Regions from separate parts of the Homo sapiens genome. Here all the other regions are linked to region 4. Evidence: chromatin contacts called from ENCODE Hi-C or POLR2A ChIA-PET data. All regions are on one chromosome and are shown on one strand. Each heading gives the region's core, a stretch centred on a gene start or an enhancer-like site at or near the end of the contact. The rest is flanking DNA. Distances are from core to core; before and after follow the strand shown. Region 1 overlaps LINC02668 (long intergenic non-protein coding RNA 2668). Region 2 has its middle 110 kb from the start of LINC00702. Region 3 has its middle 19 kb from the start of MIR6078. Region 4 overlaps LOC105376360 (a long non-coding RNA gene). Region 5 has its middle 25 kb from the start of PITRM1.

What was found. A loop is a pair of places that touch in the nucleus more often than their neighbours do. ChIA-PET counts read pairs that join two places held with the same protein, here RNA polymerase II (POLR2A). Pooled maps may share reads with other maps.
Region 1: a loop to region 4 is called in a map of A673, with 4 times the contacts of the local background. The contact joins two enhancer-like sites. A Hi-C loop is called at or near these places in 1 of 168 maps with a recorded cell type or tissue (A673) and 4 of 50 pooled maps. POLR2A ChIA-PET finds 5 or more read pairs at or near these places in 2 of 52 experiments (A673 and H1).
Region 2: a map of naive thymus-derived CD4-positive, alpha-beta T cell shows a loop between it and region 4 (3-fold over the local background). The contact joins two enhancer-like sites. A Hi-C loop is called at or near these places in 1 of 168 maps with a recorded cell type or tissue (naive thymus-derived CD4-positive, alpha-beta T cell) and 5 of 50 pooled maps. POLR2A ChIA-PET finds 5 or more read pairs at or near these places in 1 of 52 experiments (HEK293).
Region 3: a loop to region 4 is called in a map of naive thymus-derived CD4-positive, alpha-beta T cell, with 2.5 times the contacts of the local background. The contact joins two enhancer-like sites. A Hi-C loop is called at or near these places in 1 of 168 maps with a recorded cell type or tissue (naive thymus-derived CD4-positive, alpha-beta T cell) and 5 of 50 pooled maps. POLR2A ChIA-PET finds 5 or more read pairs at or near these places in 2 of 52 experiments (CD4-positive, alpha-beta T cell and activated CD4-positive, alpha-beta T cell).
Region 5: a loop to region 4 is called in a pooled map, with 4 times the contacts of the local background. The contact joins two enhancer-like sites. A Hi-C loop is called at or near these places in 1 of 168 maps with a recorded cell type or tissue (posterior vena cava) and 4 of 50 pooled maps. POLR2A ChIA-PET finds 5 or more read pairs at or near these places in 2 of 52 experiments (OCI-LY7 and activated CD4-positive, alpha-beta T cell).

What each region holds. Positions count from the first base shown.
Region 1 is chr10:3,236,966-3,242,782 of GRCh38, reverse strand. The region is part of intron 2 of LINC02668 (long intergenic non-protein coding RNA 2668); the gene reads left to right. Among named protein-coding and RNA genes, the nearest start is that of LINC02668, 18 kb to the left of the region's middle. RefSeq lists an enhancer at 5,475-5,817. Within about 2 kb of position 2,025, at least 5 of the 41 ENCODE cell types and tissues checked have a DNase peak (open chromatin) inside an H3K27ac peak, as active enhancers do.
Region 2 is chr10:4,128,605-4,134,561 of GRCh38, reverse strand. No RefSeq gene overlaps it. Among named protein-coding and RNA genes, the nearest start is that of LINC00702, 110 kb to the left of the region's middle. Within about 2 kb of position 2,846, at least 8 of the 41 ENCODE cell types and tissues checked have a DNase peak (open chromatin) inside an H3K27ac peak, as active enhancers do.
Region 3 is chr10:3,969,132-3,974,774 of GRCh38, reverse strand. No RefSeq gene overlaps it. Among named protein-coding and RNA genes, the nearest start is that of MIR6078, 19 kb to the left of the region's middle. Within about 2 kb of position 2,859, at least 4 of the 41 ENCODE cell types and tissues checked have a DNase peak (open chromatin) inside an H3K27ac peak, as active enhancers do; they include CD4-positive, alpha-beta T cell, where a contact is called at or near this core.
Region 4 is chr10:3,667,350-3,673,192 of GRCh38, reverse strand. The region is part of intron 1 of LOC105376360 (a long non-coding RNA gene); the gene reads right to left. Among named protein-coding and RNA genes, the nearest start is that of KLF6, 110 kb to the left of the region's middle. RefSeq lists an enhancer at 4,349-4,850. Within about 2 kb of position 4,397, at least 17 of the 41 ENCODE cell types and tissues checked have a DNase peak (open chromatin) inside an H3K27ac peak, as active enhancers do; they include CD4-positive, alpha-beta T cell, where a contact is called at or near this core.
Region 5 is chr10:3,195,269-3,201,047 of GRCh38, reverse strand. No RefSeq gene overlaps it. Among named protein-coding and RNA genes, the nearest start is that of PITRM1, 25 kb to the right of the region's middle. Within about 2 kb of position 3,511, at least 7 of the 41 ENCODE cell types and tissues checked have a DNase peak (open chromatin) inside an H3K27ac peak, as active enhancers do.

The DNA of each region.
Region 1 (5,817 bases), core at 776-3,275, 430 kb after region 4:
GGCCTGCCTCTCTCCATCTCATACACAACACACAAACCACACATACACACCCCACACACACACAGACTCACACACCACACACACCACATATGCACACACACATTCACACAGACACACACAATCACACACCACACAGACACACACATTTCACACACACACTCATACCACACATACCACACACAGTGTATATGCGTGCACACACACACACTGCTGCACACACCACACATACCACATATGCACACACACCCATTCACAGAGACACATACACACAGACACACACACACCACACAGACACATACACACCATGCACAAACACACAACACATACATATACTACGAAGACACACACACAGAGACACACCACACACACAGTACACATGCACATTACACAGACACATAAACACACACCACACATAGAACACACAGTGACACACCACATACACTTACACAGACACACCACACATGTGCACAGACACACACACATTCACACACACAGACACACACACTGCAGGTGTCCTTCACACTAAGCCTCCCTGTGTTCACTGAATGTCGGGTGGGAGGAATGCATCGAGCAGGGAGAGGGTCCCTTGACGAGGGTGGCTCTGGGTTGTGTCGCGCCCAACACCTGCAGGTCTCTCCCTTTCTTTCCTCTTCCAAGGTAACCAGCGTGTTGTTTTGTCTCTTTCCCCTACACGGCCAGACATGGCTTGCAGAGCAGGGGCTGTTCCATGAACCCCTGACTCTTCCTCACACTGATCTGTGTGTGTGCATCTGCACATGTGTGTGAATGTGTGTCGCATGTGTACACTGTTGTGTGTACACGGGCGCTTGTACGTGTGCCTGTGTGCGTGCATGCATGTGAGCCTGTGTACCAAGTCTCCCGTGCAGATGCCTGAGGTTAGTGGCTGAGTACGTGGAACTTGGAGCTCTTACAAGTACTTTGAATATGAAAAGACAAATTCGTGCAATAGAGGAGCATGAGTCCTTTGCAGCTCCCTAACCGTCCATTTCATGTCAATGCTGATGTTCGTGACTGTGCGGTGCGTTGACAGAATGACAGAGTCGGTGCCTCCCCGCACTGTGGTCCCGCAGCACGATTTTATTCAGCGTGCACACATGTGGGCTGCCGGAGTCTTTAGAGTAAACAGGAGCTCACGGAGACCTGGCTGCTCCCAGGAGCACTCGAGACAGCCTCCCATGACATAATATCGTTACCGTGGCAACAGGGATATTCACTACCAGAATCACAACTATATTTCACCAATTTAGTGCTCTACTAAACACAAAATAATGCCTTCTTTAATGATGCTGGGCTGTGGTTCTTAGAAACACGGAGCCCCCTGGAGCGGGAGCCCAACTGCAGAATAAAAGTGCAGAAGGAAGGCCCCACTTGTGTGGAGAGGCGCTGCGGTCTCCCGGCATGAGAAGCTGGCACGGTTATGTGTCATGGTTCTCCATAAGAACTTTTGCAGCAAATGGCACCCACACGCCTTGGTGGCAACTCTTCCAGCCTGGGATGAGATCGGCAGAGCCTGGGTCTGAGAACTGCAGCCAGCGACTCGCTGGGCTGTTCCATGTTCCAGGCAGCTCCGAATCATCTTTTTTTTCTTGAGACAGAGTTTCTCTCTTGTTATTCAGGCTGGAGTGCAGTGGTGCCATCTCAGCTCACCACAACCTCTGCCTCCCGGGTTCAAGCGATTCTCCTGCCTCAAGCCTCCCAAGTAGCTGGGATTACAGGCATGCACCACCACGCCCGGCTAATTTTGTATTTTTAGTAGAGACGGGTTTCTCCATGTTGGTCAGGCTGGTCTCGAACTCTCGACCTCAGGTGATCCACCTGCCTTGGCCTCCCAAAGTGCTGGGATTACAGGCATGAACCACTGTGCCAGACCCGAATCATCGTTTCTGCACATGGAGAAAACCACGTGGAGAAAACCGGCAGGAGAAGAGCATGGGGCAGGGTCTGTAGGAAATGCTCAGAGAGCTTCCTGGAGGCAGGGCTGGGGAAGGCACAGGGGAGCCCGGCTTCTGCGGACGTTTCCTCCCAGGATGAGGGAGGCAGGGCTGCTGGAAGACTCACCTTTCCTCTCACTGCACTGCCATTTGTCCCAACTCATTTCCGTTCTATGTTGATTGGTTCAGAAAACATCCTATTTGGCAAATCCTAAATAGTCTCACTTTCTGTCATGGTCGTGGAATCTCTCCGTCTCGACAATGGAACCGAATTGTAAAGCGACTCTAGCTCTGAATTCCTACCTCTTGCCTTTTGTTTTTTTCCTAGAAAAAGGAAATGGAAATCCTTCCTGTTATTCTCCGCGTCCCTTCGTAGAAGGCTGCCTGAGAGGTCAGCACAGGAGTCCTCTAAGTGCCCTGCAGAGAACACGGGTCTCGGAGCCGGACAAACCTAAATTTTGAAACCCACTTTGAGTTTGAACTTGGCTGTGGGAAAGTTACACAATCGCTCTAAGCCTCTGTTTTCTCATCAGTAAAACAGAGAGGGGTTGCTTGTGTGAGAAGTGGCCGCTGCCAATCATCTGCGTGTCCTTCACTCTCCCAGGGGCCATGGGTCTGTATTCTACACATGTGGGATCTTCCTCTGGACCCTTCGGACATGGTCCACACGCTGCCCTCAGGATCTGCTGGGGTCTGCATGGGGGGTGAGACGTGAACCCCAACCACGTTCACCACAGAGAGGAAACTGGGGGGATGGAGGGGGGGACAAGGCCAGGTCACCTTCAGGTGCCGCCCGCCAGCAAGGCGGTTTGCACCCGGCTGAATGAGCTTTAAAAAAGACAGTTTTTTCTGTAGTTTAGAATCATGGTTTCACTAAATGGTGAAATAATTTTATGCCACTTCCCCTACTAATTACCATCTCATTGTTATTAGAAAGGATGGTTTCCTTGAAGTCTAGAAAATTTTGTTCCAGTCCATTTCAACGGTGCAGGAGAAACGTGGCTTCCATTCCGAGGAAGACGGCGACACCTAGTGACCGTTCCCTCGCGGTGCGATGGCCTCACACCTGTGCGGCGGGTCGTCCGGGGCGTAGGGTGCTGCGGCCTTGCGGTCTTCCCTGCGCTGCAAGGCAGGGCATGGTGGCAGATTAACACCTGGATGAACACGGGCAGGTCAGGAGACAAATAAAACCCAGAGGTCTTTGAAACTTCAAAATCCCGTAGGGTGTGTGACCCCAGTGAGCCCCACGCTACATCCAGCGAGAACCGAGAAGTGATGGTGCAGACATTCTTGGGTCCCCCAGACAGAACACACCGGGAGTTACTGCCTCTTTCTCATCCCGAGTCCTCCTGACTTTCCCCAGCACCCATCGTGGCTGCAGCCAGGACACAGGTAAATGTAATTTCCCTCCCCTTCCATCCTCGCTTTCACATCGGTGTGATTGACTGAGGGCCTGCAGACTCTCTCCACGTGCGGGTGCCCTGCAGCCTGACACACAAATGCGTTCATCCTTCCCCTTTATCCTGACCCCGAACTAATGACGCAGCTTCCTGAGACACAGAGGATGCTTCTCCTCGTCCCCCCTCGCGCTCTGAAGTGGGAAAAGATGTGTTCCATCTGTTCTGGAATTTTCACTGTAAAGAAGAGAATGAATTTTAACTGTGTTTTTGACATATCCCTAAACAAGAAGTGGTTTATAGAGTGAAACCATTTTCCCTTCATCTAAAATTTAAAAAAAAAAAAAAAGAGAGAGAAAAGTGCAAGACTGAAGATGTGTGTTGAGCGGGGTGAGGAAGCGTGGGGGACTCGGCGCTGGAGGAGCCCCGGGTGTGTTTAGGGTTTGTGGTCAGGGGCCCTGGGCACCAGGTCCAGTCTGAAGCACCCGGGGGGATGGACGATGTTTGTGTAAGAGAGGGACAAAGGGATGGCAGGGTGGCCAAGCAGAGACGCGATTCCCTCTGTGCCCTTCCTGGACCAGCTTTGTATTCTAACAGCAACGTCTCTGTTCTTGGGAAGAGCTCCTCGGTGATTACCTGCCCGCCCCTTGTCTCCTCTTATTCCCGCTGCCACAGGGCAGGGCCGCCCAGCTCCAGCTCAGACACACACCTGCTCCAACTGCTGTGCTGGTCACAGGCCCAGAGCACCACGTGTCCTCTGGGGTCTGTGTGGTCGGCGCCGTGCGTGGGACCACTGTGAGTGACCCTCCTCTTGTGTCACAGAGCCACTGTACCCGTGTGCACCTGTGCTCTGAGACCTGGATACCCCTGGAAGGACAGACACCGAGGACCCGAGTGCACTGGAGTCCCGCTCCCACAGATCCTGCTGCTGGGAGAACTGTCAGCCAGGAACGGGACTGCGGTGGGGAATTCCTTCTGTCAACACACTTTCTAATCTAAGCTCCAGACTCCACTTCCAGACTAGCACAGGCTTTTTCCCCCACATCTCCTTCTCTGCAGCCGGGGCTCCTGCCGGGTCTGCGGAGCCCAGAGCCATGCTCTCTGCCGACTCCATCTCCAGATGCCTGCCCCGGCACCCACGCTGTTGCCAGGACACCAGTGAACCCAGACAGGGTGAGCAGGTTGCAGCAGGGTACCGGGAGGAATGCCCGGCTGGCCCATGTCTTGAAATCAGTCTCATTGAACAATCCGGGAAAGAGATGACCTAGCCTATTCTAAGGCTATCGATGTGAATTGGATTCTTCCATTTCCCCTGAATTCTCTGATTAAAATGATAATTATGCAATAGCTGTTTTCCATTTTAAAAGCTGAGTATGACTTCCCTACTTGGTGGAAGGCTGTCTGCCCAGAAAATGTTGCTATTTAATGCTTTCTGAAAAAGCGTTATCTGTATTGTATGCATAGAATCCACTTGTTGCCACAATGCCCCCTCCTAAAAATTATCGCTCGGGCAGAGACGCAGCTGGCTGGATCTGGTTCTGCCCCCACCTGGTCCCTGGGTCCCCTCTGAGGCCTGCGTCACCTGCTCTGCGCAGACTTCTGCCACCTCTGGATGGAGGCCATAGCCATCATTGCACAGAAGTGCACCTGCGCGCAGTGGAGTGACTAACGCCCGGCTAAAATGTCCAGGAGGCGGGGGCCAGTGGCCTGGGCAGACCCGCACTGGCTGGCCGCACCTGCCTGGTTTGTCATCACTGGTTTGTGAATAGGCTGGAAATGCAGAGAAAATCCAGACACTACACCAACAGGAAAACGAAGTCTCCTCAGCCTCCCATCACACAGCCACCCACAGTGCCAGGACGGGCTTGAGGTGTTTCTCCTGCTGCTTTAAAATAGATATAGATAGATGTCAGGCCGTTCCATTCGTAGCCATAGCTCACCCCTGGGTCTGGCTGTCGAAAACCTGTTTCACTATGGAGAAATGGGGCAAAAATACAAGTTATACATAGTCATTTTCAAGCGCACATTATATATATTCTGAAACATCAATAGGATTTCCACCCAGTTCAGGACACTTACCTTAAATGTACTTCAGCCTGCAGCCTGGGTAGTGTCATTTTGTGAAAAGGATGATATGCTATAAATAACTGTCCGTCAGACCTAGAAGTGGGATGGCTCATGAATAATGCATGAGCTGTGCACAGCAGCGCTGCCCTTTGAATCAGAGAACATGTTTTTCCCTATCTCCAGAGGGAGAAAGCCCTCTTCCAGCCCCTTTTTAAATTCTTCACTTGGAATGAACCTGACTCCTTCTTGGAAAATCCAACCCCAAATCAACACTCAAGTCCTTGTGTTTTCTTCTCCCCACTTTGAACAAAGGGTGGCTGTGGGTTTGAGGGTCTGAGTCTCTCCTCTTTGCCAAGGCTGCACAGCTGTAGCCCCCACTCCATCCACCTCCAGGCGCCCGA
Region 2 (5,957 bases), core at 1,597-4,096, 460 kb before region 4:
TGTGGCCATACCACCCTGAACGCACTGGATCTCATCTGAAGGTCTTTGCTCTCACTCAAGACATCACCATCTCCCCCTGCGTCATGTTACCTGGGCTCCAGTGTCTTAGTCCATTTCCCGTTGTTTATGACAGAATATCTGAAACTGAGAAAGTTATTTTAAAAAGGAATTTTTTTTATACATATGGAGGCTGAGAAGTCCAAAGTCTAGGGCCTTCTTAATGATGGAGATTTTACCAAAAGTTATCTCCTCAACTAGAGGTCTACACTAAGCAGTTTTTTTTTCTTCTCAAAATTCCAACCCAACCCCTCAAAACCCAACATTTAAGATACCTCTTACCCTATTTTTTTCTTAGCACTTATCATTTTCTGGAATACCATATAATTTACTTACATGTTATATTTATAATTAATTATGTAAAAAGTATCCTCCATGAGGGCTGGAATTTTTTTAAATTGATTTAACACAAGTTGGTGGACTAGTAGGTGCTCATTAACCTTTAGTGAATGAATGTGTATTCCAGGACAGAAGATAGGCTCACAGAGGAGGATTTTAACTGTACTATAATAGAGACTGCTCTGTTGTCTACCTAATTTAAGAAATAGCAGCAGCTTTCATTTAAGATGAAAATTAATGTCAAAATCCAATAAGTATTTTATTATATTAAATTATATGTGCACACAGCAGAAACACACTCAGATAAACGTTGATGAATTTTATTCAACTTTAAAATTTTGCAAGTTTAACGAAGTATTTAAGGATTGGATACAGAGATAAATAACTTAGGTTGATTCTACCTTGTGAGTAAAATGATGATTTTAGTTTTTTTAGTATGCTGGATGCTTAAGTAATTTAATTTTAGTTCTATTTTAATTGGAGTAGGTTCTGCTTGTAAATGCTACATGTTTCACTAGACAAAATAGGGGTCATTGTTTCCTTCACAAGGTCATTGAATCCATTCAGACTCAGATTCAACAACATACAATATTTCTAAACCTGTCTAAATGGTGTCCACAGGTCACATTTAAAACATTGAATTTATTGACTAGCTTTGTGAGAAAAAGTTGAGTCATTTATTTAGTTTTTTATTTCTTCAGTGATGCATTCTTTTTTGTGACCTTCTGGTCCTTTAGTCCTTGTTACTCGCTTCAACAATGTCCTTCAATAGTTTGGATTACGAGAGGTGAGAAAAATAAGATAAGGATGAAAACAAGGTTTTAACCTTCCTACAGGACTACTTGCTACACAATGATGTTTTCATTGTGTAGGTATTAAAATATATGTATTTATACACATATATAGGAATTTTATGTTCAATTAATTATTAAACTCCTTGAAGGAGTAATACGGACTACGCATCTTTGTATTTTTCCATTCCTAGAGCTTGAGATGAGTACCCAATAAAGGTATTTGTCTTTATTGATCACTTGAAAACATTTAACTCACTTCTGTCCACCTGGTCTCAAAATTTAGCACACCACTCTAACTGATATGCCATGAAGACTGGTCACAGACAAAAGTGGGACTGTGTTTTGTTGATTTCCAAAGCCATTCGCCAGGAGCGCGGCCCCAGGAGCATTTTTCTCATCATGTGAATGCCACCGTTGTCAATCCACTCCATCCACAGGCAGACAGCAGCACAGCCAAGGTCAGGTGCAATGTGAGGGGGTCCCCACAGGGGTGATATCTACACATGACCGGACCTTTCATTAGAGGAATGAAGAAATTAGAAGACACTCAAAACTTAGAAGGACTTAGAAGTAATTTTATTGAGGCTGAAACAAAAATATCCTACAATTCTAAAAACAGTAAACTAGATGACATATTTTTCTGTTGCTTTTGAACAGAAAATGGGCTACTGTGTCAAAGAAAGTACAAGATTATTAGTGTCACCAAAACACAGAAGTGGAGAAGCATTTATCATTATTGGGTGTGTGCGTGTTGGTGAAGTTTGTGTGCACGTGTGTCTGTCTCACACAATCTGCATGTGTCTGTGTTGGTGTGTCTCTGTGTATGCCTGTGTCTCTGTGTATCTGCTTGTGCCTGTGTTGGTGTGTCTGTGTGTGTGTGTGCCTGTGTCTCTGTGTATCTCCTTGTATCTGTGTTGGTGTCTGTGCGTGTGTGTGTGTGTCTCTGTATCTGCTTGTGTCTATGTTGGTGTGTGTATATGTGCCTGTGTCTCTGTGTGTCTGTGTTGGTGTGTGTCTATGTGTGTGTGTCTGTGTCTCTGCATCTGCTTGTGTCTGTGTTGGTGTGTGTGTGTGTGTCTGTGTCTCTGTGCATCTCCTTGTGTGTGTGTGTGTGTCTGTGTCTGTGTTTCTGCTTGTGTCTGTGTTGGTGTATGTCTGTGTCTGTGCCTCTGTCTCTATCTCCATGTGTGTCTGCGAGTGTGTCTGTGTGTCCTCTATCTCTGTGTTGTCTCGCTGTATATGTCTGTGAGTGTGTGTGTGTCATCTGTATCTCTGTGTTGTCTCGCTGTGTGTGTCTGTGAGTGTCTGTGTTAGTGGGTGTGCTCAATTTGATACAAGTCATTTTATTTTGTGAAGATGTAAGTACTTCACTTTTCCTTTCCCAGTATCTGCAAATTTCAACTGAGATCTAATTTTATTGCTCAAAGTGAAACTGTTCTGACTAATATCTGATGCTTGATGTTAGCTATTCTCATTCTTGGAATTATTTAAAATTCCACTGAAAGTACAAACTTAAACTGAGATTTTTTTTTTTTTTTTTTTTTTTTTTTGAGGAACTCAAACATGCAGAATTGAGATCTGAAATCTGCTGGCTGGTGCAGATTATAGCCTAAGATAGGAAGTTGGGGTTTTGGTTGCTTTAATGGAGAGGAAATGACTCATGTCAATGCTAGTATGTAATAAAGCTCCTAAATTTAGCTTTCCTTTTAGTGTAAAACCTAATATTGATATAGTAATGTGAAACTTTATTTTACTAAACTACAATTTTCTTGCTGCCTCTTCCATCTGCCAGTCAATTATTACATCTTTCATTAAGATCATGTTAAGACATATTTAGTGTACATAAAAATGTCTTGAAAATCCCAGTTGACTTCACAGTACACGCTAACTTTGGAAGCGTTGTGCAACCAACTAAGTCCAAACAAAGGGCCCTGTGTCTATTTGAATTTTGAGACAAAACACAAAGTTCTCGGGGATTAGTATCATGATTAAATATATCCCTTGACACTTACAGAAAGTGTATATATGTTTACAGACAAAAGGTGTTTCAAAAGTAGAATTACTGTTATCGTTCCCATTTCTTATTGTTATTATTTGCCAGGATGTCATAAGGTACAGTAATAGGGGATGAAAACAAATCTTCGTGTAAAAATCATAACTTTGTACTCTTACTGGAAACTGGGGGAAAAAATGAAAGAGTCCAGGTAGGGATTTATAGAGAGAGCATTTACAAATTCTTTATGGATTTTCACTAAATGTTTACTAACTGCTCTGGACACGTATGCTGAGGTCTCTTCACAACAGTGCACCTGAGAAACACAAAGATTAAGAAAATAAGAGACCATTTTTATGTCAGAGCTTTTTTGCTCTTTGTAGTAATTTAGACGACCCAACCACAACCACAGGAGACTCCAGCAGGAACTACGTAGAATGAGGCAAAGGTGCTCTCTCTTTGAGGAAGGAAGGAAGGGGTTGGTTTTATGCCTCATGGGGTCTTATTACACAATAGACTCACACATGGTCTGCAAGTTTGGGGGAAAAGCTATACATATTTAAGAGGAGAGTGGAACGCATGTGCAATGGGTGAATGTGTATGTAACATACATCCCGTGTTCACTTTGGGGCAGGGTTTCAGCATTAAAATGAGGTGGGATTAGCCCTTTATGTCAACAGATGAACTGCAGGAAACAAAAACAGTTTGTGCACAGCCTCTATAAGCTGCTGAAGCTGCCTTCAAGTCTGCCATTGTTTATCAGAAAAGAATGTTTGTAAAGCTATCAGAATGGTAGTGGTCTGGGTTGCAAATCAGAGCTTTGAGGGGTCTGATAGCAACCATTGTGAGGGAGCTTAGCGAGTGTGGTTTGTTTTGTACCTGTGTAAATTTGGAAATTTGCCACACCAGCCAGGCTCTGAACCTTTGAGACATAGGTAACTCCGTTCCCTTTAGCTTAGGGTCCATGTTTGTCGATATAGGGGTGTCTATTTCGATCTCTCATATCACAGACATGATGATATTGTGGCAGCTGTACCACATCCCTGCCACAGAAGCAGCTGTTCTATCAAGACAAGGACCTGCCATCCCTGCCGCTGCATTGGTTAGAATAAGTCAGTCACAGGTCTCACCACTCTAGAGGAGGCCACCACTCTAGGATGGGATTCCTGCGGTCGCTTCTCAGCGTCTCTCACCATCTAGACAGCACAAGTCATAGGGGCATGGAGCCCCCGATCGCAGGTCTGCAACTGAATTTTGCCCGTAGATCATTTAGTGGGAGAGTCAAAGTGCCAAAATAAACATTGTGTTACACGCAGATTCCACAATATTTATTTTTTGACTCATAATCCATTTCTTTCCTTATCGAATGATCATTATCTCATTGTAATTAACAGTTGCCAATGCTCCCACTTGTACTTTTTTTTTTCCTTGTGAAGAAAACCATCCCATAAATAGCAAGTGCAAAGTGGTAGTGCCACAGTGGAGTTACTGTTTTTTCCCCCTTCTTGTACATGAAGAAAATTTTACATCTGTAGTTGATGCCTTTACTGGCTTCTCAATTAGTGGAAACAAATTTGTCATTGCAGACAGTAGCTCCAGTGACTTGTGGCTAATGGATTCACCCTTTGAGCAGAACTTTATGATCCAAAACAGCCTATCCCACACTTGTGTTTTTCAAGCTATTGATAGGTGCACCTTGAGTGAAGGGGATGGAGGTGGGAGAGGGAGAGATGTCAGAATCAAAAAACATTGTGAAATCTTGAGATTTTGTTTGTTTTTTTTTTAAGTTAAAAAGATTTCTCAACACTTTACACTGATGTGTTTTGTGAAATGTTCAGAGGTGGATATTGCTTTCCGTATAGATTGTTCAACAAAATTTGAGGCCATTATTTTGGACTAAACTCCTGCGATCGCAACAGACCAGACAAATCATAGTGGGGTCACCCAGGCTTACCAAACCCAAACCCAAACTGAGCAGTTCTCTGCCCTCTGAGGAACCAGGAGAGAGATAGCCTAACTTCCTGAACAGGACAGGTTTAGTCTTCAATGGGCAGGATAATGAAGTTCCCTGTGTTTAAATCCTTAATCTGAAGTCACATCATGTGAACTCATCAGTTTTTCTATTGTTTCTTCTTTCTGGCCCCAGTTGTTACAGGAAAGCGATTCTGATCCAGACCCCAAGAGAGGGTTCTTGGATTTCGCGTAAGGAAGAATTCAGGGTGAGTCTGCAGTGCAAAGTAAAAGCAAGTTTATTAAGAAAGTAAAGTGGTGAAAATACGGCTACTCCACAGACAGAGTAGGACAGACCCGAAAGTAAGAGGAGGAATGTGTCCACCCTAGGTACAATACTTGTATATGTAGGATAAAAAAGATCATGAAGAGATAAGCTCTGCTACAAGGGTTTGTGATAAAGGATTAATTTTCTCAATTACTATATTTTGCAAGAATCGATATTATTATCTTTAAAGCAAAATTAGGAATGCCTTTGTTCTCCAGATATCGGGATATCTAGACACTCCCGAGTCTGGGTCTGCTTAATAAACATCTAGAAGCTAAGGATGCCTGACTTTCTGGAAATGCAGCTCAGCAAGTCCCAGCCTCGTTTTCCTAGTCCTCACTCAAGATGGAGTCGCTGTGGTTCAAATGCCTCTGACACAGTGGCTTACAAGGAAAGTAACTTGGAAGCACCCAATACACTTTTTATTCTTTGTTTCTCTTTCTTCAGCCCTTTTTCTATCTGTAAAGCCAATCTCCTGTGTTCAGTTCATTGGAAC
Region 3 (5,643 bases), core at 1,610-4,109, 300 kb before region 4:
CTCTTCTTCTATCTTAGCTCTGCCCAAAGAGCTAATAGAGTGTATCTAATATATAATATAGTGTATATAGTATATAATATATGTATAAACCTGTGAACCCCAAAAATTTGAGACATGTCTCAGTTAATTTAGAAGGTTTATTTTGCCAAGGATGACGATGCGCACCCATGATACAGCCTCAGGAGGCCCTGATGACATGTGCTCAAGGGGTGGTCAGAGCACAGCTTGCTTTTATACATTTTAGGAAGAAATGAGACATTAATCAACATATGTAAAATGAACATTGGTTCAGTCCAGACAGGTGGGACTACTGGAAGTGAGGAGGGGGCTTTCAGGTCACAGGTAGGTGAGGGACAAATGGTTTTATTCTTTTGAGTGTTTGATTAGCCTTTTCAAAGGAGGCAATCAGATATGCATTTATCTCAATGAGCTGAGAGAATAGAAGGGAAAGCACCTTTGCCCTAAGCAATTCCCAGCTTGAATTATCCTTTTAGCTTAATGAGGGATAATTTGGGGGCCCAAGATATTTTTCTTTCACAAATAGTGTATATGTAAATACTATTATATATACAAATATTACATGTGTAAATATTATTACAATATATATAATATTTATAATATATGTAAATTTTGGTTGTCCTTTAAACATTTCTCTGGCTAACTACAATTTTAGGCAAAAAGATTCCTTTCCCATAAAGGTTATTAGATAAACACAACTGAAAAGTTACTCAGACACATACGTCAGTAAGCAAGACTGCTTACTTCAAATTATAATTAAGTAATAATAATAAAAGGGTTAAAATTAAAATAATAACAATAAAAGGGTTTCACATTCAGAAATATGATATTGTTTGAATGGATTTCTGGGAGTCATTTTAGCAAAATGGGCTCACCTTTTAAAGTAACTTGCTTTATCTGAGTGAAAAACATGCTCATGAGCAAAACCTACATCAAGACGCTTGTAACTTATTTGGGTAACAGCTTTGCCTAAACACATAGCTACTATCCTGATAAACATCTCTATTATTTAGTTAATATCACTATTAACAGAAAATATAGGGATTTGCAGTGGAACTACTTTTAGCTACTAAAAAGTTATTTGTGACATTTATAATTAGATACAAAGACAAAATTTAATTAACTTTAGCATAAAATGGGAGAACCAAGACCGGACTCCCTTAAATGCTAATACAGCATTTTCAAAGGAAAAGAAAACTTGACTAGGATGAGGAAACCCAAATTATTCCTCTTCTGTTTTTGTTTTCCTCAACCCATAAGATTACTGCTCATCTTTCTAGCTAGCTAACTGGTCCTCCGTATGACTTAAATATATTTTGATTAAATAATCAATGAGATTAAATGCTTCCATTGTGATTGAAGTTTTTCTTTTTTCTCTTTTAACTAAAATAATATAGAATTGACTTAGTCAAGGCTACTTAATTTCTTAGAACCACAGCAACTGGACATTTTTTAGCAGAACAGGATTTCCTTGTTTTTAAGAAAGCCACATACATCAAAAGGCTTATCCCCAAGCCAGGCTGCAGCCCTGTGGGCAGAGGCCAACCACGCACATGGCTGTATTAGGATTTGTTTTCAGGGATTCTTTCTGACTTTTCTTCTTTTGCTGGAGGAATGACTGAGATGCTTCAGGTTTTGCCCCAGGACGTCAAGTTCTCTCCCCGGGTTTTTTGGTTTGATTTTGATTCTGTTTCTGTTTTGTTCTGTGTTTGCTTTTCATGAAGGAAAAAGTAAATGCAACTTTAAGATGACTTTCTTCTTCTCAATGAAAAAGAAAATACTTCTCTGGCCTCTTTGGAATTTTCCCTTTCATTCTACCTTGGGCAGTGTGCACCAATGGGAAACTCTGGGGCTCTTACAAAGCTTGGTCATCGAGAAGCCAGGGCCCTGGGCATGGGGCTGGCAGGCCCACAGTGAGGTGCGGACTGTGTGATTACATCTTCAGAGGAAGTGGGTTTGTGTATCTTTGATTGACTCTGTGCCTTTTTCTTAGTATAATCTGAGTTCCAAGAAAACCAAGTTTTGATACTGCAGAAAGTCAGAGATAGCTTTATAATTAAAATCATATTTGAAAGAGAAGTCTCATTATTTTGGAATGGCTTGGCCTTAGCTTTTCTACTTCAACTCCAATCCTCTTTCCCCCAGTATCAAAGTGTGCTGTGATTAATAACCTTGTAAAACTAAACCCAAAAGTGGTGGCAAATGTCAAACATGTTGTTCAGTTTTTCTTTTAAAAAATAAGGTTAAAAACAGGATAGCCATTTTTTTCATTGCAGTATCAATAATCTTCTATATTCTAAGGAGAGTTAAGGCACCTACCATACACACCATTTTAATTTTCTTTAATCAGTGACTTCAGACTTGTTAAAATTATGTATCGTCATTAAATTTTTATGCTTAGAATATGGCCTTGTTAGAGTTAACTCGAAACATTTCCTGGAACCCTGGAGACAAAGCCTCCGTTTCCATTGCAGGACAACAGTGCCAGGCCCATTTTCTACATGAAGTCTCCTTCTGATTGCTTAAAAATTTTATTTCCAAGTGATAAGTATTTATCAGTGGAGAGGGAGTAGCTTTCCTGTCTCATGCACTGCAGTTTTTCTTACATTCATTATTCAAGTTCAAAACGTAATAGTAATTTACTGAATTAAGATCTCCTCTAAAATTCAGAATTACACAGAGGAGCCAGTGTGTTTTCTTTTGCAAGTGAAAATGGACTAAGCCCACTCTATGGGAGGCACTGTGTGGGGTTGTGAGCACGGGTGATGGGGAAACCCTGTCCTCATAGCTGCTTCCAGAAGAGGCAGGTGCACAGGCAAACACAGGGTGAAGAAAAGATGTGGCAGGAAAGAGAAAAAAATTCTTAATGTAGCCTTGAGCACACACGTAGGACAGTCACATCTGGGTGTAACACCTCTTAAATCCTGAACCAAGAGTATTGTAGATGCTAGAGAGCAAAAGGACTATGTATGTTTAAATTTGTTACTAACAAAAATTGCTGTGATTAAAAACTAATAATGTTGGCCGGGCGCGGTGGCTCACGCCTGTAATCCCAGAACTTTGGGAGGCCGAGGCAGGCAGATCACGAGGTCAGGAGATCGAGACCATCCTGGCCAACATGGTGAAACCATGTCTCTACTAAAAATACAAAAATTAGCTGGGGGTGGTGGTGCGTGCTTGTAATCCCAGCTATTCAGGAGGCTGAGGCAGGAGAATCACTTGTCCAAGGAGTCAGAGGTTGCAGTGAGTACAGATCAATGCCACTGCACTCCAGCCTGGAGACAGAGCTATACTCTGTTTCAAAAAAAAAAATGTTATCTTACTGTTACCCAGAAGAAAAAAGTGCAAGACGAAGAAGAGCCACATTTTTTCAACACAAACTTTAAAATTTTTCAAAGTCATAGCCACCATCAAATATGGAGTATTTACTGATTTACTGACAAAATCATTATTTTAAACCTTCAATTTACCATTTATCTTTTCCTTGACCACTCGGACAGAAGCAGCGAAAACGTGAAATCTTGGCTAGATGATGATAAAACCATCCTTAGGATTAAAAGTCATATTCATTAAATCCAGAGGCAAGAAATTTCATGCATAAATATGTCATATTTAGTTGATCATTGGAAAAGTGCTAGAAATATTGTCTCCTCACCCTAACAAAATAGTGGAAGGCATAAAATTTACTTGAACCTTTAACCCTAGCCAATATCTGACACAAAATGCAAACTTAAGAGCAGCCTATTGCTTTCTTGTAGCTTATAAAACTGCCAACATTTGGTAGCTAATTTCTGGCTTTTATTTTTAAGACCAAAGGTCTGGATTTCAGTGATGGAACAAGGGCACACAGGATGAAGAGAACAGGGTACCCTGGGTGGGAGGGAATACTCTCCACATTATCTTTTGCTGGGAATCCTCGGTTGCTTTTGTAACTGCCCAATGGGTTCACCCTGCCCATTGCCTAGACAGAGTCGATTTATCCACACAGGGGAATGGCAATGGCAAAAGAGTGATTCACGCAGAGCCCGCCTTGTGGGAGGCCGGAGTTTTACTATTACTCAAATCAGTCTCCCTGAGCATTCGGGGATCAGAATTTTTAAAGATAATTTGGTGAGTAGGGGCTTGGGAAGTGGGGAGTGCTGATTGCTCAGGTTGGAGATGGAATCATAGAGGGTCATAGTGAGGTTTTCTTGCTGTCTTCTGTTCCTGGGTGGGGTGGCAGAACTGGTTGGGCCAGATGACTGTTCTGGGTGGTGTCAGCTGATCCATGGAGGTGCAGGATCTGCAACATATCTCAAGCACTGATTATAGGTTTTACAATAGTGATGTTATCCCCAGGAGCAATTCGAGGAGGTTCAGAGTCTTGGAGCCAGAGGCTGCATGACCCCTATATTGTAATTTCTAACCTTGTAGCTAATTTGTTAGTCCTGCAGAGGCAGACTGGTCCCCAGGCAAGAAGGGGTTCTTTTCTGGAAAGGGCTGTTATCAATTATGTTTCAGAGTCAAACCATGAACTGAATTCCTTCCCAAAGTTAGTTCGGCCTACGCCGAGGAATGAACAAGGACAGCTTAAGGGTTAGAAGCAAGATAGGGTCGGTTAGGTCTGATTCCTTGGACTGTCATAATTTCCTCAGTTATTTTGCAAAGGTGGTTTCACTTTCATAAAGACTGAAAGACTCATTTAAAGTAAACAAATATAACATGTAGGTCTTAGCTGCTCAGTCGACTAGCTGTTCTTCCCCGCTAGTTTATGCTTCTATTGTGTTGTCCAAACAACTGAAGTGAAAGCTTAAGTATTTATATCCAGAATGTAGGGTAAAACTCCTATTGTGTGATTGCATGCATTCAGTTTCTGAGTGAACGTGTTTTTTAATACATTATTCAAAATATCATCACAAATCTCTCCTGTGTTTTATTTGTAAAGATAGCTTCTGATAGACTTCCATCACCAAGATAAAAGAAATGATAAATGCCGTGATAACTTTGTTGAAATCCATTAACTTAAAGCAGTGGTAAACATTCTTGAAGTGTTATTTTTACACTTAATTTATTCATTGTAATATGTGCAAAACATACACCGCTGCAGTCTCCAGGAGAGAGGTGGAGGAAAGGTGCTCCATCCTAGGCATGGCGTCGTTACCCCAATGACAAGGTAGACGAGGGAGACACATCCCAGGAGAATGATATTTCCAATCAGCCTCTGCAGAGAGCTCAAGTAGGAATGCACCAATTATTCAGCACTTCGCACATATGCATATGGACAGTCAGTGCTTAACATGTGTGCATGTAAGGAGTCAGAGCTTTCCATGTTAATATGCATGGCCACGATTCACCACATGTAACATATATATTAAAAATTGAGATATAAATTAGTTTGTGAAGAATGGTCATTAGTATCTGTTGTTGTATTTGCTGTTGTTGAGAAACAAGAGTGCAGAGACAGAAACAGGGATCAGTGAAGCAGTAAAATTATTCTAAGAATGAATCCTATGCTACAAAAGATACTTTTGTTCCATGTTCAAGCGCCATTTTTTCTTTGTAGGACAGAAATGTGTTACATCAAAATGTAAAGGAAGGAAGTTGACCAGAAAGCAAATGTTTTCTTAGTCCGAAGCCATATCAACC
Region 4 (5,843 bases), core at 3,148-5,647:
TTCAGGCCATTCTCCTGCCTCAGCCTCCCAAGTAGCTGGGACTACAGGCGCCTGCCGTCAAGCCCAGCTAATTTTTTTGTATTTAAAGTAGAGACGGGGTTTCACCATGTTAGCCAGGATGGTCTCGACCTCCTGACCTCATGATCCACCTACCTCAGCCTCCCAAAGTGCTGGGATTACAGGCGTGAGCCACTGTGCCTGGCCTAGATTCAGATTTTAAAAGAAATTACCAGTTAAAAGTCAATTTGAAATTTTCATTTCTGAAAATTGTTTGTAAATCAATTAAATAAATAGGATTCAGGCTGGGCATGGTGGCTCACGCCTGTAATTCCAGCACTTTGGGAGGCCGAGATGGGTGGATCACTTGAGGCTAAGAGTTTGAGACCAGCCTGGGCAACATAGTGAAACCTCATCTCTACTAAAAATACAAAAATTAGCCAGATGTGGTGGCAGGTGCCTGTAATCTTAGCTACTCAGGAGGCTGAGGCAGGAGAATTGCTTGAACCCGGGAGATGGAGCTTGTGATAAGCTGGGATCGCAGCACTGCACTCCAGCCTGGGTGACAGAGCAAGACTCTGTCTCAAATAAAAATTAAAAAAAAATAGGATTTTGTTTGCAAGAAGTTTTGTGAAGATAAAAAAAGACAGTGAAGAAGGACACTGCAGGACGGATGCTGCATTCCGGGAAACAGCCTGAGTCGCAGAAGCTGGTTGCATGGTCTGCTCACCAGTTTAACTGAATTACAGGAATCTGGTGTAGTGCTAGTGGGAGACAGTGCCAAAAAGAAAGACGTGAATCAGACATAGAAAGCTGCAGTGACCAGGCCAGAGCATCAGAGCAAACTCCACCATCAGTGAGGACCTCTGCAGGCAGTGGTTATGCCTTGGGGACAGTGATAATTTGTTCTATAGATACAGAACCATACGCATTTTGTAGGACAGTGTGCCCCAAATAGTGGTGTGCCCAGAGATTAATTCAATGGCATCTAAATGCATATTTTTATTTTAATATTTATGTGTTCACTTTAGTGGATACAATAAATACACAACATACACACAAATCATGCTATTTAAAGAAAAAAATTGATTCATGTATAGCACCAATAATGAACAAGTATGGCTAAAAGAGAAAATCATGATGGTGACAAGAAGACGGCACTTCAGGGGCTTGAGTGCACTGACTTTCAGCTACTCCCCAGGAATCAGAGCAATAGTAAAAATGGCTAATATTCACATAAACCTTGCTGTGCATTAGAGACTCGTAGCGGTTCTCACTACAGTCCTATTTGGTAGATGCCACTGTTACCATCTCACAGGTCGGATGCCAGGGAGCAGCGAGGTGAGGGAACCAGCCCTGCAGCCAGCGTGCTCAGGGGCCACGCGTTCAATGACGATTGCTTAACTGCTTTGAATTCCACCCTCCCGAGGTCCCTCCACCACCTCTTCAAGAGGGGAGGAGCTTCTTCCCTTGGATGTTCCCTTCAGAGAAGTCTCTACTTACAGAGCTTTTCTGATTTGTGGGGGGTTTCATGAAAGTGAAATAAATTACAAAACTGGTCTGGAATCTCTTCTTACAGCGCCGTTGTAATCTCTGTGCCAGTAATCCCTTCCCTAAAGGGCCCAGATTATAAATATTGCTCCATGGCACAGCAGGGAACTTCCCTCTAATTTACTGAACTTCCTCTGTCTTTTCTCCTTTCGAGCATTCTTTGTACAGAATCATGTTAAGTACAACAAATAATACAAAATAACAGTGTTGTCCACAGCTACAATGTAAAACCAATTTCTCTGCTCCACCCCACGGTCCTTATCATTCCCATGCCCATGGCACCCAGTGCCATGTACTTGCTGCTTTAAAAGGGCATCACATTGTCCATGGGAGCTACGGATGCTGGAGGTATTCCTGTCCCAGCTCTGGATGAGAATGTTTCTGGGAGTCCGTCCAGCCCTGAGTCCCCCAGACCCCCAGATAGTTCTCCAGAGACAGCCTCTCAGGAGTGCCCTGGCTGTCCTGGGCCTCAACTGCCTGGCTAGGGCCATGATCCAGGTGGACACCTAAGCCATTGTGAGCCAGTGGATCTTCTGTCCTAGAAATCAGGAATCAGCACTGGGTGACTTGGCGTCCTGCACTAGGGCACGTGCAGGCCCTGCTGTGCCACAGGGTGAGCTGTACGATGGGCAAGTCTACGTATGACGTTGACTGATTTGGTGGGAGCATTGGGACAGCAGGGAGAAGGGGACACCAGCTGTAGAGAGAGAGAATAATCTTCAAAACCCCGACAGATTTCCATGTCCCAGTTCCATCTCCTTTGCATCCCCCAGTAAATACCCTTTATTTTTACTTAAGCTGCTCCTTCTTGGCCCCATTGACCCCGTGAGCAGCCACTCCCCGATGGACACCCTAAGCCTTGTGCTCTCTGGGGATAGTGAGTGAATTTTCTACGTTTCATCTTACTGAGACTGGCCGGCAGGTCCCTGACCTCTGGCAAATTCTGCTGCAATGATTATTCTGACTCAGTTTGTTGGTAAAACTGCCTTTTGGTAAGGGAGGGGAAAACATCACAATCCAGATCTCCTTTCTTCCTCTCAACTCCTGCGCAATGTCGTGTTGTCTTTTCTAACTTTTTTCTGCCTGCAACACATTTCATGTGTCCATTCATTTGTTCCTTACTTCCTTTCTTTATTTACACATTCGACAAATACTGATCATATGCCCACTACGTGTTGTTCCAGGGGCATGGGGGATCCACCGAGAACGAAACAAGTGCAAGCCTCTGCCTGGTGGAGTTTGCGTTCTTGTTTGGGGAAACTGACCAAATACAGAAGTCATGAGGAGCAGCCTGTTAGAAGGTGAATGGTGCTGCGGAGGAAAGGAACAGCAGGAAGAAGGACGGAGAGCGGGAGACAGGAGGTGAGGAGGTGGAGAGGCAAGTTACGCAGATACACAGCAAGAGTGCTCCAGGCAGGAGGGGCCCCTGTGAAGGCTGCAGAGCTTGAAGACACACAAGGAGGTGGCTGGATCCAGAAGAGCAGGAGGAGATGTTGTCAGAGGGACGGAGTGGTGGGTTTGTGGGGCATCTGAAGGCCAGTGGGAGGACTTTGGCTTTTGCCCCCAGAGACATGAGGAGGCCTTTGGGAGCGTGGAATAGCAGAGACACATCTGAATCATACTTTCTCTCTTCACTCTGACTGTCATGCGAAGAAGGGGGGTTGGGGTTGAAGGCTACAGAGGGGTGAGGTGAGGAGGTCACGGTGTGCCGGGTGACCCCTCCCAGGGAGGCGGCAGCAAAGGCGCCAAGACCTAGGACTCTGGGTCCTTGTTGCAGGCATATCTAGAGGGATGATTGTGACGGCAAGAAGGCAAGGCTGGCAGGGAGAACACGTCCAACCTCATATCCCCTCTGTGATGGTGTGAAAAGGTCAGACCAGCGATAGGCTTGGGCGCCATATCAGTGTCTTCCTCTAGTAAATAACGGAGACAGCGGCAAGCAGTTCCATGTGCATGTGGTTCTTAGCACCCACATACCTAACCTGACTTTTCATGTATTTATTTTTGTTGAGACAGAATTTCGCTCTGGTTACCCAGGCTGGAGTGCAATGATGCGATCTCAGCTCACTGCAACCTCTGCCTCCTGGGTTCAAGTGATTCTCCTGCCTCAGCCTCCCGAGTAGCTGGGATTACAGGTGCCCGCCACCACACGCGGCTAGTGTTGTATTTTTAGTAGAGACGGGATTTCACCGTGTTGGCCAGGCTGGTTTGATTCTCACTTTGATTTATTTGAGGAAGCTTGTATTATCATTCCAATTTAGAGATGAAGAAACGGGGAAAAGAGTTTAGTTGAGTTGCCCAAGGGGACATAATTTGGATATGATGTCACAATTTAAACCCAATGTGAGGAGCATCTTGCAGAGTTGCTGTGAATAGCGAAGAAAAATGCAAGCGACTTCAGGGTTTGAAAATATTATATGAGTTTGTACGAAGATGTGCTATTTACAAAACACGCTTGTTTCTCAAGCCTTATTTAGCAATGCTAGGTATGTTTTTTTCTGATAGCAGTAAGAACAGGAAGGAACAGATGAACAAAGAGACCACAGGCACATTTGATGTGTAGTATTTCCATCTTTGGGGATGTTACAGCTATGTGACTATCTATTTAATTCTACATTAACATAACTTTATTTGACTCAGAAAATCAATAGACTATTTTTCCAGGCTGCAGTTTGGCAACAACCTATGGCCTGAGAATCGAATGACTTAAGATCCATCCTGGCTTCCCCGCCGGCTGAAGTGCAGCCTCTGGGCAGGCGACCCGCAGAGTTAGAGCCATCTGAGTCCCGGGCCAGCCTCACCTCCAGAAGGTGATGCCTGCTCTTTGTTTTCAGACCACACAACACACACAGGGGCGGGGCTTTGCAGAGCGCTCTGGCCTCCAACACGTATCACCTATACGCTAAACAGTTACTTTTCCTGTATTGTGTAACTTACCCAGAAACTTGCGTTCAGCAAGCCTCCGGGGATAAAAATACAATCCTACCGTGTAAAAATATCCTTTCTTCTCGGATTTTCTCTACCCCTTCTAGAGTTTCCCCCAGGGCAGATGCAAGGGGGCACTCTCCTGGGCCTCAGCCTGCCTGGTCTCCCTGAACTGAAGCCTGCTCGACAACAGTACGGGATTGCACAACACCCCCGCTCAGCTCCAGCCCCCGATCTGGAAGCTGCTGAAGAGAGAGATACCTCGACTTTTATCTGATTCTCCAACTCTCCGCATTCCAGAAAAGCAACTCAAGATCTAATTTGCTTAGTCATTTAGTTGAAACTGCAGTAAGAGAGGTGGCAGAGAAAGTGAAGCAGTAGCCAAATTAGATAAGGAAAAAAAAAAGTGAAAACATGTTTCGTTTTGTTTTTTTAAGATTCAAATAAAAACCATGATTTATTTATTTATTTATTTATTTTTTATTGCTCAGGATTAATTTCCCTGCTGTTTAAAATGTCCACAAAAGGCTGGGCACGGTGGCTCACGCCCGTAATCCCAGCACTTTGGGAGGCCAAGGTGGGTGGATCACGAGGTCAGGAGATCAAGACCAGTCTGGCCAACACGGTGAAACCTCGTCTCTACTAAAAATACAAAAATTAGCCGGGCATGGTGGTGGGTGCCTGTCATGGCAGGAGAATCACTTGAACCCGGGAAGCAAAGGTTCCAGTGAGCTGAGATGATGCCACCACACTCCAGCCTGGGTGACAGAGCGAGACTCCATCTCAGAAAAGAAAAATGTCCACAATATGCAGTTATGGGACAGAAATGACCCTGTCCACCTCTGTATTCATTCCTTCATTCTCCTTTCACTCGGAGGGCGAGTATAAAGTCCTCGCAGTACATGGTGCCCTGGAATAGAGACTGCATTTCCATGGAGATTTAGGGGAAAATGCCAATTAGTGTCTGAATCTTCTTATCACCGCTCAATGTAATGAAACGAAACAGGCATTCCCCAAGTGCCCATGGTACCTATGCAACGCCAACCCCTAGTTTGGGTAGAGCAGAAAAAATTCTGAGAACAGAAAAACCAAGTGTCTGTCCAAATGGTTTGTTATAAGAGAACAAACTTCACTTTCTGCCTCGACGACTTGTGGGCACGCAGAGAGGAGGCTACCAGGAATCTTCTGCTGTGGATTTTCACCTGAGCTGTAAGTGTGAGCACCTCCCTCCTTAGTGCTCGGACTTGGAACAATCAAACCTTGGGCTCTCCGGCATCACAGAGACAAGAAAAGCTTTTCTCTGTTGGGTAAATTATTAATCGTGGCACTGTATCCCCCTTGACATCAATAAAGTCACGACAATCAATTTG
Region 5 (5,779 bases), core at 2,262-4,761, 470 kb after region 4:
ATTATGCATGTGCCAGCCCCCTTCATGAATATTCATAGCTGCTCCTATAATCTGTTGAATATGCATGCTTGGCCAATCCATTCAGCATGGACCCCTGTTCCATTCTCCTCTCCCTCGCAGGTGACTGCCTCCCAGGCTCCAGGCTGGGCAATGCTTCCCAGCCTGTTGGGATGGCCACCTTGCAGCCTGTAACCCTTTGGAAGGTAGTTTCCTTTCTAAATGTGTAGGTTGTGTGATTTTGAGTTAACAAAGTTCTTGAAATCTCTCTTTCATTCTTTAACAAATATGAGGGGGTCATCTATCCCGTGCCAGGCGCTAGAAGAAGTGAACCAGACAGAGTTCATCTCAAACTTTAAGGAACTCTCAATCCAGTGAGGTTAAACAGGCAGGGAAAGTGGCAAGTTCACAGGCAGGGCTAAGTGCCTCATAGGAAAGCCCTCCCCAGGTCAGTGATAGGGTTTGGCTCTGTCCCCACCCAAATCTCATCTTGAACTGTAGCTCCCACGATTCCCATGCGTCATGGGAGGAACCCAGTGGGAGGTAATTGAATCATGGGGGTGGGTTTTTTTTCTGTGCTGTTCTCTTGATCGTGAGTGAGTCTCATGAGATCTGATGGTTTTATAAAGGGGAGTTCCCCTACACAAGCTCTCTCTTGCCTGCTGCCATGTAAGACGTCCCTTGCTCTTCCACCATGATTTTGAGGCCGCCCCAGCCCTGTGGAATTGCGAGTCCATTAAAGCTCTTTCCTTTATAAATTACCCAGTCTCCAGTATGTCTTTATTAGCAGCGTGAGAGCAGACCAATATAGTCAGAGTCCTCAGTAATGAGCAGGGCAAGTTCGACAGCTGGGCCGAGCACTACGCCAGGAGCAATGCGTCTGGCTTCCTGGAAAGGTGGGCTTTATGTCTTGGCCATCTACAAGGATCCCCTGCACAACCAGCTACCTGGCACCCCTTCCCTCCAAAAGAATCCACCCTTCTGGCTGATGAAGGATGTCTTGTTCATGTGGATGCTTTCAACCCCAAACAGACCACCCGGCACACAGTAAGTGCTCAGTTTTTACTTGTTTTATAAGACTTGCAAGCATCAGTTATGATCAGATGGGACAGGGCTCCAATCGTTTGCCTCATTCGCAGGATGGTGGCCTTGAGCCTAGGGAATAAGCCTGCAGCCATGAGTCCTGACACCTAGGGACCTGCTTGCCGCCAGGTCTGGAGAGTTTCCAGCGGGCTCTTAGAAGGCTGTAAGGCAGCCAGGAGCAGCCAGCAGCACCTGAGCCAGGGCGAGCAGCTTTGACTCAGTGGGTTTCCTGACGCATGGTTGAGACCACACACATACTCCTCCATCCTCAGCCTTCCAGAAACGAGCCCCGCAGATGCCTCTGTGTGCTGCGATTTGCTTCCTCATTTACTTCTCTGTGTCTGAAGTTCCTCTTCTGCCTTACCTGCTGGTCCCTGCAAGCTGCCCTCCTCACCTCCCTGTTCGCCTGCTGACACCACAACCTGAATTCTCACTCTGGTCCCGGCCCAGACACACAAATGGGCCTCACCTGCCCTGACAGTGGAGGAGACCCTAAGCAGCTAGGGACCCTAACCAGCCAGGGACCCTAACCAGACTGGGGACCCTGGGGCTGCGCTGGGCAGGTGAGGCCCGTGTGTGTTTGTGCTTCAGTTTGCCCCATGACATCCGTGCACGTGACCGTCTGTTCTGTGTTTGTTCTGCCTGAATGTGTGAGAAAGCTGCCCCGATTTCTACTAAAACTAAACCCAGGCTGGGAGAGACCTCCAGGTCAGCAGGAGCTAAGGGGGTGCAGAAAAGCTGAGGCCAGTGGCTGGATCCCTTCCCCACATCTGTCTCCATCTGTGTGATCTCTCTGCTGCTTCTTCAAGGCTGAGCCACGCTTCCCCAGCCTGGTGTCTCTGTGCACGAGGGCTGTCGCCACAAAGCACCACAGACTGGGGGTTTAACTCCCAGCAAGGTATTTCTCACAGTCCTAGAGGCTGCAAGTCTGAGATGATGGTGTGGGCAGGGCCAGTTCATCCTGAGTCCTCTCCATGGCTTGCAGACGGCGTCTTCTCCCTGTGTCCTCACAGGGTCGTCCCTCTGTGTGCACCTGCATCCGAATCTCCTCCTCTTATCAGGACATCAACCCTGTGGTTTAGAGACTACCCTGATGGCCTCATTTTACATTAATTACCTCTTTAAAGACCCTATCTCCAAATACAGTCATAATCTGAGGTCCCAGGGGTTGGGGCTTCCATGTAGGATTTCCTGGGAGACACAATTCGGCCATCACATGACCACCAGTGTCCCCTTGGGCATGCATTGAATGCTTGTGTTCACCCCAAAAATTCATGTCAAAGCCCAAGCCCCTCATATGGCAGTATTTAGAGGCAGGAACTTGGGGAGACAATGAGGGTTGGATGAAGCTATGACTTGGGGCCCCACGATGGGACCAGCGCTGTAAAAAGAAGAGGAAGGGGGCAGAGCTCTCTCTCTCTCCCTCTCCTCTCTCTGTCTCTCCTCTCTCTCTCTCCCCCACCCCCATGTGAGGATACAGTGAGAAGGTGCCCTCTCTCAACCAGGAAAAGGCCCTCATCAGCAAGTGAATCTGCCGGTGCCTTGACCTTAGACTTCAGTCTCCAGAACTGTGAGGAATCCCTGTTTGCTGCTGAAGTCACTCAGTCTTCGGTATTTTGTCACGGCCCGAGCTGGCTAAGACAACCAAGCACTTCTTAAGTAACGAATGGGCCCTTCTCAGAGCCCAAATTAGCCCTAAACACGATTCACCTGAAACACTGGGCATTCCAATCCTAAATCATGAGAATCAGCTGAGCTTCAGACTGGTTTAAATGCCAAAGAATAAACAAGAGAATGCAATATTCAAAAAGACATTAAAGTTTGAATTATCTCAATCACCTGCATATATCCAATTGGCTAGATTTTCACATTTTCAAATAAATATTGACTGCATTTGCACTCAGTGGAACTATATTCCTAAGTAATATTCTGGGAGTTGTATACAAGACAATTTTATGAAGCCTCTTTAACATCACCTCGTTTTAGAGTCTGTGTCACATAATTGACACCCGCCGTGCTGGGGGCAGTGTGGTTTGCCACAGTCGCAATCACTGGCGAATGAGCTAATCCCGAAAGTTGTTTTATGAGCTTCTTTTCACCAGTGACACCGAAGCACTGATCCCTGTCCCTGATAAGCCTCGTGTAATGACTCAACCCTAAGAAATCCACAAACAGACAGCTATCCCTTAAATGAATGCATTTTTGAGAGATCCCAGTGAAAATTCTGAGCTGCCGTTGCTGGAAGACCTGATGGGGACGTCTCCTTTCGCTGCTCCATGTGGTAACGCAATGGTCAGCGGTCACTCCCTCCTGATGGAAGGAACCAGCAGCACCTGCCTGCTACCAGCTGTAGAACGAGGGAGACTGAGTGGGAGACGTTCCCAGAGTCTCGGCAGCGCCCGGCCCGGTTCAGCCAGGCCTCTGCTGCCCTCCGGTGGCCTTCGGCTGGAAGCAGCGGACAGAGAGTCCCGCTGCAGGAGGCTGGGACGCAGAGCATTCCTGGAATTAATTCCTGGACTGCTGGGAAAGCGGCCGGGGTGTCTGGGGTGTGCAGGACTAAAGCAAACCACTCAGCCCTCGGCCTGTAACTCCTTGCTTCCCCCAGTGCATTTTTCTCCTTGGTAAAATCCAGATGAAATGAACCAAAAGAAAAAGCAGCCTCCAAGATGAGAGGTCCCGGAAGGAAGCCTTGGAAGGAAGCGAGGGGACGCCCCTGGCCTCGGCCTCATTGCCTGTTCCTTCTCCTCGGCAGCTCTGCATGGCCCCCCAGCAGGACAGCTCATCCAAGGACACCCCTGCCTGGGGCCTGAGGACCCACCTGCAGGGCCAGACCCCCCTCCCCACCCCGGGGTGAACACAGCCCCCACAGGCCCCAGTGGGCGGGAATGTTCCCCGTGGTGGCCATTCACATAACAGGACAAAAGAGCCCCCACGTTTGCTGGGATGACTCTTGGGAGACCGCCAGCAAGTTGCAGACCACGGCAGAGGCCGAGCTGAGATGGGAATTCCATGCCCAGGTCTCCCTGGACTGAGGGAACGTGATAGAAAGCTGAAATAGAAACAGAAACAATAGTGACGCCTCTTTAGAAAGGCTACAACTGAAAACTGGTTCCCAGTCTAGCCTGATGGACACACGATCTGAAGAGATCCAAGACCCGTTTCTGAGAGGAGAGAGAAGACCGTGGCCGGCAGACAGGGGTGATGCTCTCAGCTGCCCTTTTCCAGCCAAGGCCAGAAATGTGGTGTTGCTTTGGCTGGCTTTACACCCAGGACCCCAAGCGAGCTTCCTCCCCAAAGTGGGCTGTCCTCTGGACTCTGGGTTGGGGACATCTCTGAGCCAGCTGGGAGGTCAGAGACAGGTTTACAACCAGGAACCCCCTCCCAGGCCCGGCATGAAGCGTGGGCTGCGTACCTTAAAAATGTGGCTTTAGAAAGTGAAATGTTGGCCGGGCGCAGTGGTTCACACCAGTAATCCCAGCACTTTGGGAGACCGAGATGGGCGGATCACCTGAGGTCAGGAGTTCAAGACCACCCTGGCCAACATGGTGAAACCCCATCTCTGCTAAAAATACAAAACTTGGCCGAATGTGGTGGCGGGCGCCTGTAGTCCCAGCTACTTGGGAGGCTGAGGCATGAGAATTGCTTGAACCCTGGGAGGCAGAGGCTGCAGTGAGCTGAGATCGTGCCACTGCACTCCAGCCTGGGTGACAGAGTGAGACTCCATCTCAAAAAAAAAAAAAAGAAAAAGAAAAAGAAAAGAAAAAAGAAAACAAGAAAGTGAAGCAGCGTCAACACCAGCCAGGCTCAGTACCCTGGAATTACATATTCAGTTTGTGGCCTGATGTGGGGTAAGTTGGTTTCAAAGAAACAATAAACCTGTAATTTTAACAAATTGATGTTTGGCAAACTAGACATTCTAGAAGGCAGTCGTTCAGAGGGCAGCTGCTGGTGGCTGGACAGCTTCTGAACGGGCAGCCAGTGTCCATGGCCAGGTGGGCAGTATTTGCTTCTCAGTTCCAACTGGAATCATGACTCCAAAGCGACAGCTGCCACGAGCAACAGAGAATGGAGAGAGACACACCCAAGCGTGGCCACACAGCAATTCACAGTCAGGAAGGAGAAGCCGGAGAGGGACTCAGCCGATGACCCCAGGAGCCACAGAACTCCCACTCACTGCAGGCGAATCTACCCGGGAGAGAAGGGAAAAGAGGTTCCCCAAACACCACCAGGGAATAGGATGATATTCATAGCAACAAGCATTTATATGATACTCTGTGCTGGGTGCTTTACCTGTATGTACTCATGAATCTTGATAACGCTTGAGCCAGGAGCTCTTCCGTGAACATTGTCGTTTTGTAGAAGAAGAAACAGAGTCACAGGGCCCCCAAGGGACCTGCCCGGGTCCTACAGCTTTAAGAAGTAGAGCTGAACTTACACCCAGGGCCCTGGCTCCAAAGCCCACCCTGGTAATCCATGATGAATCACCCACCTCTGCGTTGGCCTCACCAATAAAGCTCTGATCCAAAGGTCCAGGCTCGGTCCCCGTGGTGGGCTGGTGGCATAACTGGACAAAAATGCCCCAGCGTTTGCTGGGATGGCTCTTGGAAGACCGCCAGCAAGTGGGAGAATACGAGAGAGACCATGCTGAGATGGAAATTCTAGGCCCGTATTCCAATGAACTGAGAAAAACAACGGGAAG